Regions from separate parts of the Homo sapiens genome. Here all the other regions are linked to region 3. Evidence: chromatin contacts called from ENCODE Hi-C or POLR2A ChIA-PET data. All regions are on one chromosome and are shown on one strand. The core of a region is the stretch at or near the end of the contact, and the rest is flanking DNA. Distances in the headings are between cores, read along the strand shown. Region 1 holds the start of SLC12A6 (solute carrier family 12 member 6). Region 2 holds the start of KATNBL1 (katanin regulatory subunit B1 like 1). Region 3 holds the start of DPH6-DT (DPH6 divergent transcript).

Region 1 (3,017 bases), core at 452-2,951, 1.2 Mb after region 3:
GTGGTACATATAAGTAAATGCAGATACACTGGTAGGAAATTGGGTTTCATAAAAATTCTGTGTTTCTTTATAAAGGAAAAGTCTGAAGTTTGAATGAACGGCAGGCCTGCCTGAGGAAAAAATTGATCCTGCTGAGGATGGATGAAAGCTGTGGGCCTGAATCAAGAAACCCAGACTTTATAAAGAGTCAAACTTTAGGAGGTTTACACTTTACATTAGGATTTCTCATTTTGTTACCAGGATCTTTTTAACCTTTTTGATCCTTTAATCCTTGAAAGGATTTGGACTTTGTGTGTCATTTGATAAAAGAGAACTTCCGGGAATACAGTTCCCATTGCTAGGAGTGCTGCTTAAACATAACCACTTGTGAGGAGCCAAGACCCCAGGCAAAACCGGGGGCCAGTTTCTGGGCCCAGGTGATTGTTAAATTTAGAGGTCTTGATCACAGCTATAGGAAATAGCTTTTCAAACAAAACATTGGTGAGTCAGAATTTATCGAACACCACCATTTATACATTAAATAAACACTAAGAAAAAATATTCTAGCGACAAATGTAGTGGTGAAAACATGGAATGGATTTGAGAAAATACATCAACGTCTTCTCCAGGTATAAAAAAACGTATTATTTAGTGGAACTTTCAGTCTGACTAGAAAGTGGACATAGCATTTATTAAAAGGACAAGAACAACAACAAAAAATTAAAGTAGGACAAATGTGTTTAAGGTACTTTATAGTTTTATTTTTATTTATTTATTTCTTTGAGACGGAGTTTTGCTCTTGTCCCCCCAGGCTGGAATGCAATGGTGCGTTCTCGGCTCACTGCAACCTCCGCCTCCCAAGCTCAAGCGATTCTCCTGCCTCAGTCTAAGGAATAGCTGGGATTACAGGCACACGCCACCACGCCCGGCTAATTTTTGAATTTTTGGTAGAGACGGGGTTTCGCTATGCTGGCCAGGCTGGTCTGGAACTCCTGAGCTCAGGTGATCGATCACGCCCGCCTCAGCCTCCCAAAGTGCTAGGATTACAGTCGTGAACCACCGCGCCAGGCCTACTTTATAGTTTTAATTTTTTTTTTTTACATAAAAGTGGTTTATTTGTATGTAGACCTCTACATAAAAATTACAATGAGGGTTATTCCCAGGTATAGGAGCGGTGTTTCTGGTTAAAGAAATCATGAATGATGTTTTCAGAGACACTCATGAAAGAGAAATGGCTCCCCGGGTTCTGAGGGTGAGGAGCAGCGCCCGCCCTCTAGGATGCTTCCAGAGTGAGTGTGCAGCACAGCCGGACCGAGGAAAAGGATTATTCCCCTCTTCACGCGGGTCGGGCCGTGCCCTGGACTACAGCTCCCGTCGTGCCCCTGGCCACTCGTATTCGGCCCCGCCCCGCCTGCCGTGTCCCGCGGCGAGCGCAGGCGCGCTGCACTCGGTCACCGCGGGCTGCGGCGGCTGGGCGGGGCTTTCGGGCGCCCGCGGGACGGTTCCGCCCTCTCACTGCACCCCCGGGCTTCTCTTCGCAAGGTTCACCTCGAATGAGGAACAAGCGGGGAGGGAAGGGAAGGGCTGCGGCGGCGCGGGCGCACCCCGTCGGGCCCGGGGCTGGGGGAGGCCAGGTCACGTAACTGCTGCTCTGGCGTCGGGCCGGGGAGGGGGCGCCAGCCCCGGCAGCGCGAACCCTGCGCGCGCCGCGGCTCTGAAACAGTTACCGGCTAGTAAACAACAGCTGCGCGCGCACCCGCATCAGCTGGCGCCGGGATACTGCACCTGCGACCTCCTTCTCCCTCACCCTGCTGCCCAGTCAGGCCAGCCTGCGTGGCCGTCTCCTCCTCTACTGGGACCCTGAGGAAGAACGACGAGGGGGTGACCTGCGCCGGGGCGGGGGTAGGGGAGAACGCGCCTCCGGCAAAGGGGGTGGCTCGTCCTGTCACACGCAGGAGAAACCTAGCGAGCGGACCGTGGCTCAGTGGACTAGCTACGACTTGCCACGACTCTGAGCTGCAGTCCGAGGTGTCTTGATCCGCTAACCTCCTCCCAGACCCCGAGGACCTTTCTGCTAGGAGAAGAGCGGGCGCGCCACCCCCACCGACCTCTCGGAGACAGGAATCCGCTCTGCCCCTGCATCCTCCTCTGCTCACCCTTCTCTCAGTAGTGTGGGTTATTTTTCCCGTTATGCATGTGCACCTTTCCCACCAGACCCAAGTGGATTGTCGACATCAAAAACACCGGGTGGCTTTGCATACACCTCCCCCCAGCCAGACCTGTGGGGTATTCACCTGATACACAACAGGTGGCCGGGTGTACACCTTTTAGCAATCTGATCCACGCTATAGTCGCCTGATAAAGGTTTGCCTGCACGCACTTCGCCCAACTAGAACCGTGGGACACTCACCAGATAAAGGACTACCTCGACAGGAAACTGGGGGCTGAGGGGAGGGAGGCTTCATCTGCTGCCCTGAGACCATGGCACTGAGCCTTCAGCCCCGGACCAGAGGGGTTAGCTAGGTAGCTCTTCATTCTGAAGGAAAGAAGTCACACAAGATTGGCATTGTTTTGTCTTTTTGTTTTTTGTTTTTTTCTCTCTTAAAAAATATATTCACCTATTGGTGATGCACTTTCTAGGACAGTCGGCTTGAATTCTGAGTAGAAGTATTCTTAGTTGGGGCTTTTTGTGTGGTGTGAATCAAGGTTATTGAAATGTGTTATTTTTCAAGTTATCTTTTGTATTGCAGTCAAAAGTAGCTAGCGTAAGAGGAAGATTTTGCGAGGTTCCCCCCACTTTTTTTGTTCTTAAAAAGAACAAAATGCATCCTCCAGAAACCACCACCAAGATGGCTTCAGTTCGGTTCATGGTGACACCGACAAAGATCGATGACATTCCAGGTTTGTCAGACACCAGTCCGGACCTCAGCTCTCGATCTAGTTCCCGAGTAAGATTTAGCTCCCGGGAAAGCGTGCCTGAAACAAGCCGGAGTGAGCCTATGAGTGAGATGTCTGGGGCCACCACTTCGCTGGCAACT
Region 2 (2,700 bases), core at 32-2,531, 1.3 Mb after region 3:
GGCATTTAGGAGATACCTTTTATCACTGCAGTGTATTGGAATGATCTCTTTTCCTGTTTTTCAAGCCACTGAGAGCTGCTTCAGGCGATTTCCAGCACCAGGCACAATTTGCCTGGCACATGGCGGGCCTTCAAAAAGATTGTTAAACCAAACTTAAGCAGCCTGCTCCCTAGGCAAGCCTTGAGTTCCGAAATGAGTGCCTGAAAAAGCAAGCCAAGGGATGTAGTCTTGTGGTGAGGAAGTATTTCCACCAAAGGCACTGCTTGGTTGGTTTCTGCAAGGGGCGAGAGAACCACCATAGACAAACTTGCTCCTGTCACAGCTTGGCTAACCTTGACCGGTGGCTTATCTATGAAGGTGAGCAGCCTGGTTCTAATGAAGAGAACTGCCCTCAGTAATTAAAAGTTCATCATCTACAGACCCAACCCTAACCTCATAATCTAATTTAGTGTTCCCCATCCCAACAAGACCGAACCAGCTTCCTGAGGACAGGTTCTGCATCATGTACATTTCTTGTGTTCTTAAGAGTCTAGCACAAAGTTTGGCACATAATAGGAACTAAAAAAATGATGACTAACAAACACGAAGGGCTTACCATATGCCGGGCACTCCTCTAAGCATTTTATATGTATTAATTCATTTAATCCTCACAACACTAAGAGACAGATACTATTGTTATTGTCCCCATTTTACAGAAGGGGAAAGCAAAGCACCTAGGAGTTTATGTGACTTGCTCAAGGTCACATAGTTCCACAATCCATGCTTTTAGAAACTATGCCTTAGAGCGTTTATTAGTATCATTTTTATTTTTATAGAGACGGGGGCGGAGGTGGGGGGTGGGGGGTAGTTGTCCCCATGTCGTCCAGGCTGGTCTTGAATTCCTGGGCTTAGGTGAACCTCCTGCCTCGGCCTCCCAAAGTGCTGGGATTACAGGTGTGAGCCACTGTGCCCAGACTCTTAGTGTATTTAAATAGGTGTGAATGAATAAATCTCTCCCGGAACCATAACTTTATAGGAAATTGTTTGCACCTCCTGGTACACCACTAAGGCACGGTCTCCCACACTAGGTTGTTCCTAGCGCACGGTCGGTCATTCGTTGACCTTTACCCACCCTCAGTTCCTATCGCAGTATCACTTCTCGCGCCATAGCAAGGCTACCGTGCGAAGCTCTAGCCACCAGGGGGCACTGTGGCCACAGGTCCTTTTCCCCTCCGGCCCTTAGCGACCCCCAGAGGGGCGGAGCCAACGTTGGGCGGAGCCCGCGAGCCGCCCACAGCGCCAGCTATCCCGGCGGGCCGCGCGCGCGGCCGCGTTTGAATGGCCCTGAGTGGGACTCGGCCCAGAAGCCGAGGGACTCTCTAGGCTGCCGGGCGCTGGTCGTCAGCGCCGAGGCTGGGCTGAGGCGCCGCGGTACCATGAGGCGCCGGTAAGTGACTGCCGAGCCGGTGCGAGCCCCGCGCCCGCAGCTGCCCTGCCCTGGCAGGGCTACTCCAGCCGGGCTTGGCCGCGCCCTGGGCCCACCTGCAGGCCCCGCGGCGGCCTCGGCTCGGCCGGGCTCGCGGCAGCGCTGCCGGGTCCCGGGGCGGGGCGGCAAGGCCGGGGCGGAGCCCCTCTGCCGGTCCCTGCGGGGAGAGTCGGGCAGCGGGCGCTGGGGGGCTCCAGGGGACTGGGCCGGGAGAGGCGTGGACCGAACCTGTTGTCACTTATTTATCTTCGGGTGGAGTCGACAGCTGCACCTGGGGAAGGGGAAGGACAGAACGAGTGTGGGGCGAGCATTTTTGAGGACAGGTTTTCCGCAGAGCGCCTAGGCCCGGCCCAGGCATTTCCTTATTTTCCGACGGGTCCTCGGATTCCTGACGGATGAGCTTTTGTTTCGCAGGACAAAAACTTGACATAACTGCATAAGAATTGTCGATTGCAACTTTAAAAACCTTACTGTATTTTCTGAAAAGTTGTTCTGTAAAGTATCTAGGCTTTTACTACGCTCTTATATTGCTTAAATATGGAGATAACAAAGAGTTGGTTTGTTTTCTTGTGGCTTATAAAGTTCCTTGAAAACAGAGATACCTATGTCAGTTTCTTTGCTGATTTAAAAAAAATTGTAAGAGAAATTAGGTGTGTAATAATCATCAGTTCAGCACTTGCGAGAATTATGAGAAACTAGTCCACCTAATAGCTTAAATCTGCTGGGTTTTTTGGAGTTTCTTTGGATAGCCAGCTTCAGACTTGAATTGAAACGTCATCCATTGAGGCTTTTACTTGGCTAATAACTAATATTAGCCAATAATAATATTAGCCAGTGTGATCATAATGATGGGCAATATTTATTTTGTGCTTTCTATGCGCTGGGCGTATTAAGAGCTTTACTTTGGGATATATACTGTTGTCCCCATTTTGACAGTGAAGAAACTAAGGCACAGGAAATTTTAGTATTGTAACTTTTGTACCGTACAGGGTTACACAGCTAATATAATTAACACCCGAGCAGGCTGGCTCCACGCTTTTAACTCTGTTGCTCTACTACCTCCTTTATCTGTGGCTCTTTTTAGTTTACAAAGCCCTTTCATTTCATTTACTTAAACTTCGGAGACCTGAGTGTGCTTTTGTGTACACATACATTCATTCACACACCATTCATTCAAGTTTTCTGCTCTTGATGATTATACTTAAGGTTTGTGCCTGAGCAAAAAATCCATTGAC
Region 3 (2,700 bases), core at 77-2,576:
TCATGACTTTCTTTCTCTTGTATCCCATATCGAATTTGATTCTATTGGCTCTATCTTCAAAATAGAGCTGGAATCCTCTTACTTCTCACCAAATTCACCATGTTGATTCTAGGCTCCGCCATCTCTCTACTGGAACACTGTAACAGCTTCCTAATAGGTGGATTCTCAACACTGCAATCCTTTTAAAATTTTAAGTCACACCCTTCAAAAGTCTGCAATTACCTACAAGACCCTATATAATCCTTCCCCTCCATCACCTTAACCTGCTCTCCACTACTCTCTGCTTTGCTCAATCTGCTCCAGCAACACGGATCTGCCTTAATCTTCCACAAACACACAACGCACCTAGAGCCTTCGATTTTTTTTTCTTGTCTGGAGCACACCCCAATCATACACATAGCGAACTCTCCTTATTTAAATTGGCTCAACTCTCATCTTACCAATAAGGCCTACATAGACACGATTTAATTCTGCAATTTGCCTCTCCACCTCTCTCCTGACTCTCCCCCACCGCACCCCGCCCCTTTCCAATAGCACTTTTCACTCTTCAACAGACTATTTACCTTTAAGATATGTATTGTCTGTTCTCTCCATCCCCATTTAAGCTCTATGCCCGGAATGCCGGGTTTTTGTTTTATTTACGGTTGTATCCACAGAGTCTAAAACAGTGCCTGGTACACGAAAGGCACTCAATACATACTTGGCAAATAAACTTAGAAGCTAGATTTTCTTTCTGCAAGGCCATTGCTCTTTGGTGAAGAGCCTGGCCTGGCCTTGTCAAATACACAAGCTTGACCAAGAGCCAAAGCCACAGAGGGCCTAGAGGTGGGGGGGGCTAGCCCCAGATTTAAAAATTACCACAGCCCCTGGGGATCTGAGTTTCACATCTGGACACACAGGTTTGGAGGACAGAGGAGATGTAAGTTAAAAAGCAGAAGTGTACAGTTGTTTCTGTTCTGTGGGGTGAGGAAGGACAAATTTCTTCTGCGCTTGCACGTCCGCAACTGTGTCAATTTGCAGCAATTGGGACGCTAAATCCCCTCTTACCAAAACAAATCCTGCGCCACTGGGCTTGGGCTCTGCAACGCGGACCTTGCCCTTCCCCCGGCAGCTTCAGTGCCCTCACTTAGGTGGTTAGGCCGTGCCTAAACCTCATTCTTTCCTGGGCCGAGATGTCCCTGCCACAGGGTCAAGGTGCCAAGGTGCCGCACCCTCCGCGCTCAGGTGTCCCGCAGGCAGCCGCGGGGCTCGCAGCGCCGATCCGCGGACAGGCGGCGGAGCGAACACCCGGGCGAGGCCCCGCGGTGCGTCACGCGAGCTGCGGCGCGACCTCCTGGCTCCCGCCCGCGCTCGCCGCACGCACGCGCACTGCGCCCAGCATGAGGGTCGCGGCTCTGATCAGGTAATGCGGTCCTGGAGCCGCCTCCTTCCTCCTAGGCCAGGCTCTCGTCCCTTCCAGCCGCCGCTAGCGCCGAAAGAGTGGGTGTCTCCGTCTGAGTCGCGCGTTGGGGGTTCCGCGGCTCCTCCGAGCCACAGGAAGAGGCGGAGCCTTCGCTGTTGCCGGCCCGCATGTGCCTCGGCCCCTGGCTGGCGCGCCTCCTCCCTGTCTGTCGCTCTCTGGTCTTCTAGCCCTTAAACTTGGATTCCCATTGGATTCAAGTGGGAAATTAAAAAAAGTACCGACGCCTGGGCCCCACCGCCAGAGGGATTGGTTTAATTACTTCTGTGCGACCCGGCGTCTGATTTTTTTTTTTCAAGCTCTAATGAGCCGTGAAGTTTGGAGCCACTACCTTATTCCATCAACTCAGTTAATAACCCTCGCCCTTTCCCCCTCGCTTTCTTCGTCCTCTTCTGTAGTTCCTTTGGTCAGCTGGGTCCGCCGCAGCCTGGCTTCCTCCCTAGTTGTAAGTGTTTCCGCCCATCCCAAGAAGTCCACCCCTCCCTCATCTTCACAGATGTGGATTGCTTATGGCATGTGTGTGTTTCTGCCTTTGGGCACTCAAGTACAGAGATCTCTCTTCGTGGTAGAGACCGAATTGTACTAGTCTTATGCTAGATCCAGTTGCTGTTGCTTCGGACTCTCATCATTGCTTTAGAGTGACCTTACCCTATACTCCGTATTCCAAAAGGAGTTTGATGTCTGTAGTAACCAAATCATAAATTTAAGTGTCTAAATAAGTCCTGTGACTGACAAACCAAAAACAAACCTGCTTAAATATTTCCATACTCAATCTATAAACTGAGGCAGAAGGGAACACACTAGCAACATTAAAAAGTTAGACTACTTAAATACTTGTTTCATGAGATTTTGCCCTGTAGAGTGTCTTAGATACAGTGCAACGATGTGCTTGCTTTTGTAATCCAATTGAAGATTTCATAAACGTTTTCGTTAAGTCCCTTAGGTAATTGATACTGGCTGTAAGTTTTGACCTATTAAGGACTTGATATGAGATTTCAGACCTACTGTAGTGTCTGGAATATTCCGGTTCCCTTTCCTTCAATGTCATTTTTAGGAGACTAGACCATAATGTCACAATAATTATTGTTGTTCAGTAAATGTCCTCTGTAACATAAATGATTAAGCTTTAACCATTGTGTCTTATTTTAAGAATTAAAAGTACCCCAGGAAGTGAATAATTCAAATTTACATCGCTTGCCAAAAGTTTAACGATTAAAGTAAAGCACAACAAACAAAGACTT

Evidence for each region. A loop is a pair of places that touch in the nucleus more often than their neighbours do. ChIA-PET counts read pairs that join two places held with the same protein, here RNA polymerase II (POLR2A). Pooled maps may share reads with other maps.
Region 1: a map of sigmoid colon shows a loop between it and region 3 (7-fold over the local background). The contact joins the promoter of SLC12A6 here to the promoter of DPH6-DT in region 3. A Hi-C loop is called at or near these places in 1 of 168 maps with a recorded cell type or tissue (sigmoid colon), 2 of 37 single-sample maps with no recorded cell type and 11 of 50 pooled maps. POLR2A ChIA-PET finds 5 or more read pairs at or near these places in 1 of 52 experiments (activated CD8-positive, alpha-beta memory T cell).
Region 2: a map of naive thymus-derived CD4-positive, alpha-beta T cell shows a loop between it and region 3 (18-fold over the local background). The contact joins the promoter of KATNBL1 here to the promoter of DPH6-DT in region 3. A Hi-C loop is called at or near these places in 1 of 168 maps with a recorded cell type or tissue (naive thymus-derived CD4-positive, alpha-beta T cell) and 8 of 50 pooled maps. POLR2A ChIA-PET finds 5 or more read pairs at or near these places in 1 of 52 experiments (CD4-positive, alpha-beta T cell).

The regions. Positions count from the first base shown.
Region 1 is chr15:34,336,465-34,339,481 of GRCh38, reverse strand. It overlaps SLC12A6 (solute carrier family 12 member 6), which reads left to right and starts at 1,701. Exons shown (of 26, transcript NM_001365088.1): 1 at 1,701-2,150; 2 at 2,730-3,017. The coding sequence starts at 2,802. RefSeq lists a silencer at 1,287-1,846.
Region 2 is chr15:34,208,677-34,211,376 of GRCh38, reverse strand. It overlaps KATNBL1 (katanin regulatory subunit B1 like 1), which reads left to right and starts at 1,281. Exons shown (of 10, transcript NM_024713.3): 1 at 1,281-1,426. RefSeq lists a silencer at 1,337-1,736.
Region 3 is chr15:35,544,821-35,547,520 of GRCh38, reverse strand. DPH6-DT (DPH6 divergent transcript) reads right to left here and starts at 1,326. Exons shown (of 3, transcript NR_038251.1): 1 at 1,048-1,326. It overlaps DPH6 (diphthamine biosynthesis 6), which reads left to right and starts at 1,356. Exons shown (of 9, transcript NM_080650.4): 1 at 1,356-1,402. The coding sequence starts at 1,380. RefSeq lists silencers at 884-933, 1,234-1,373 and an enhancer at 1,421-2,355.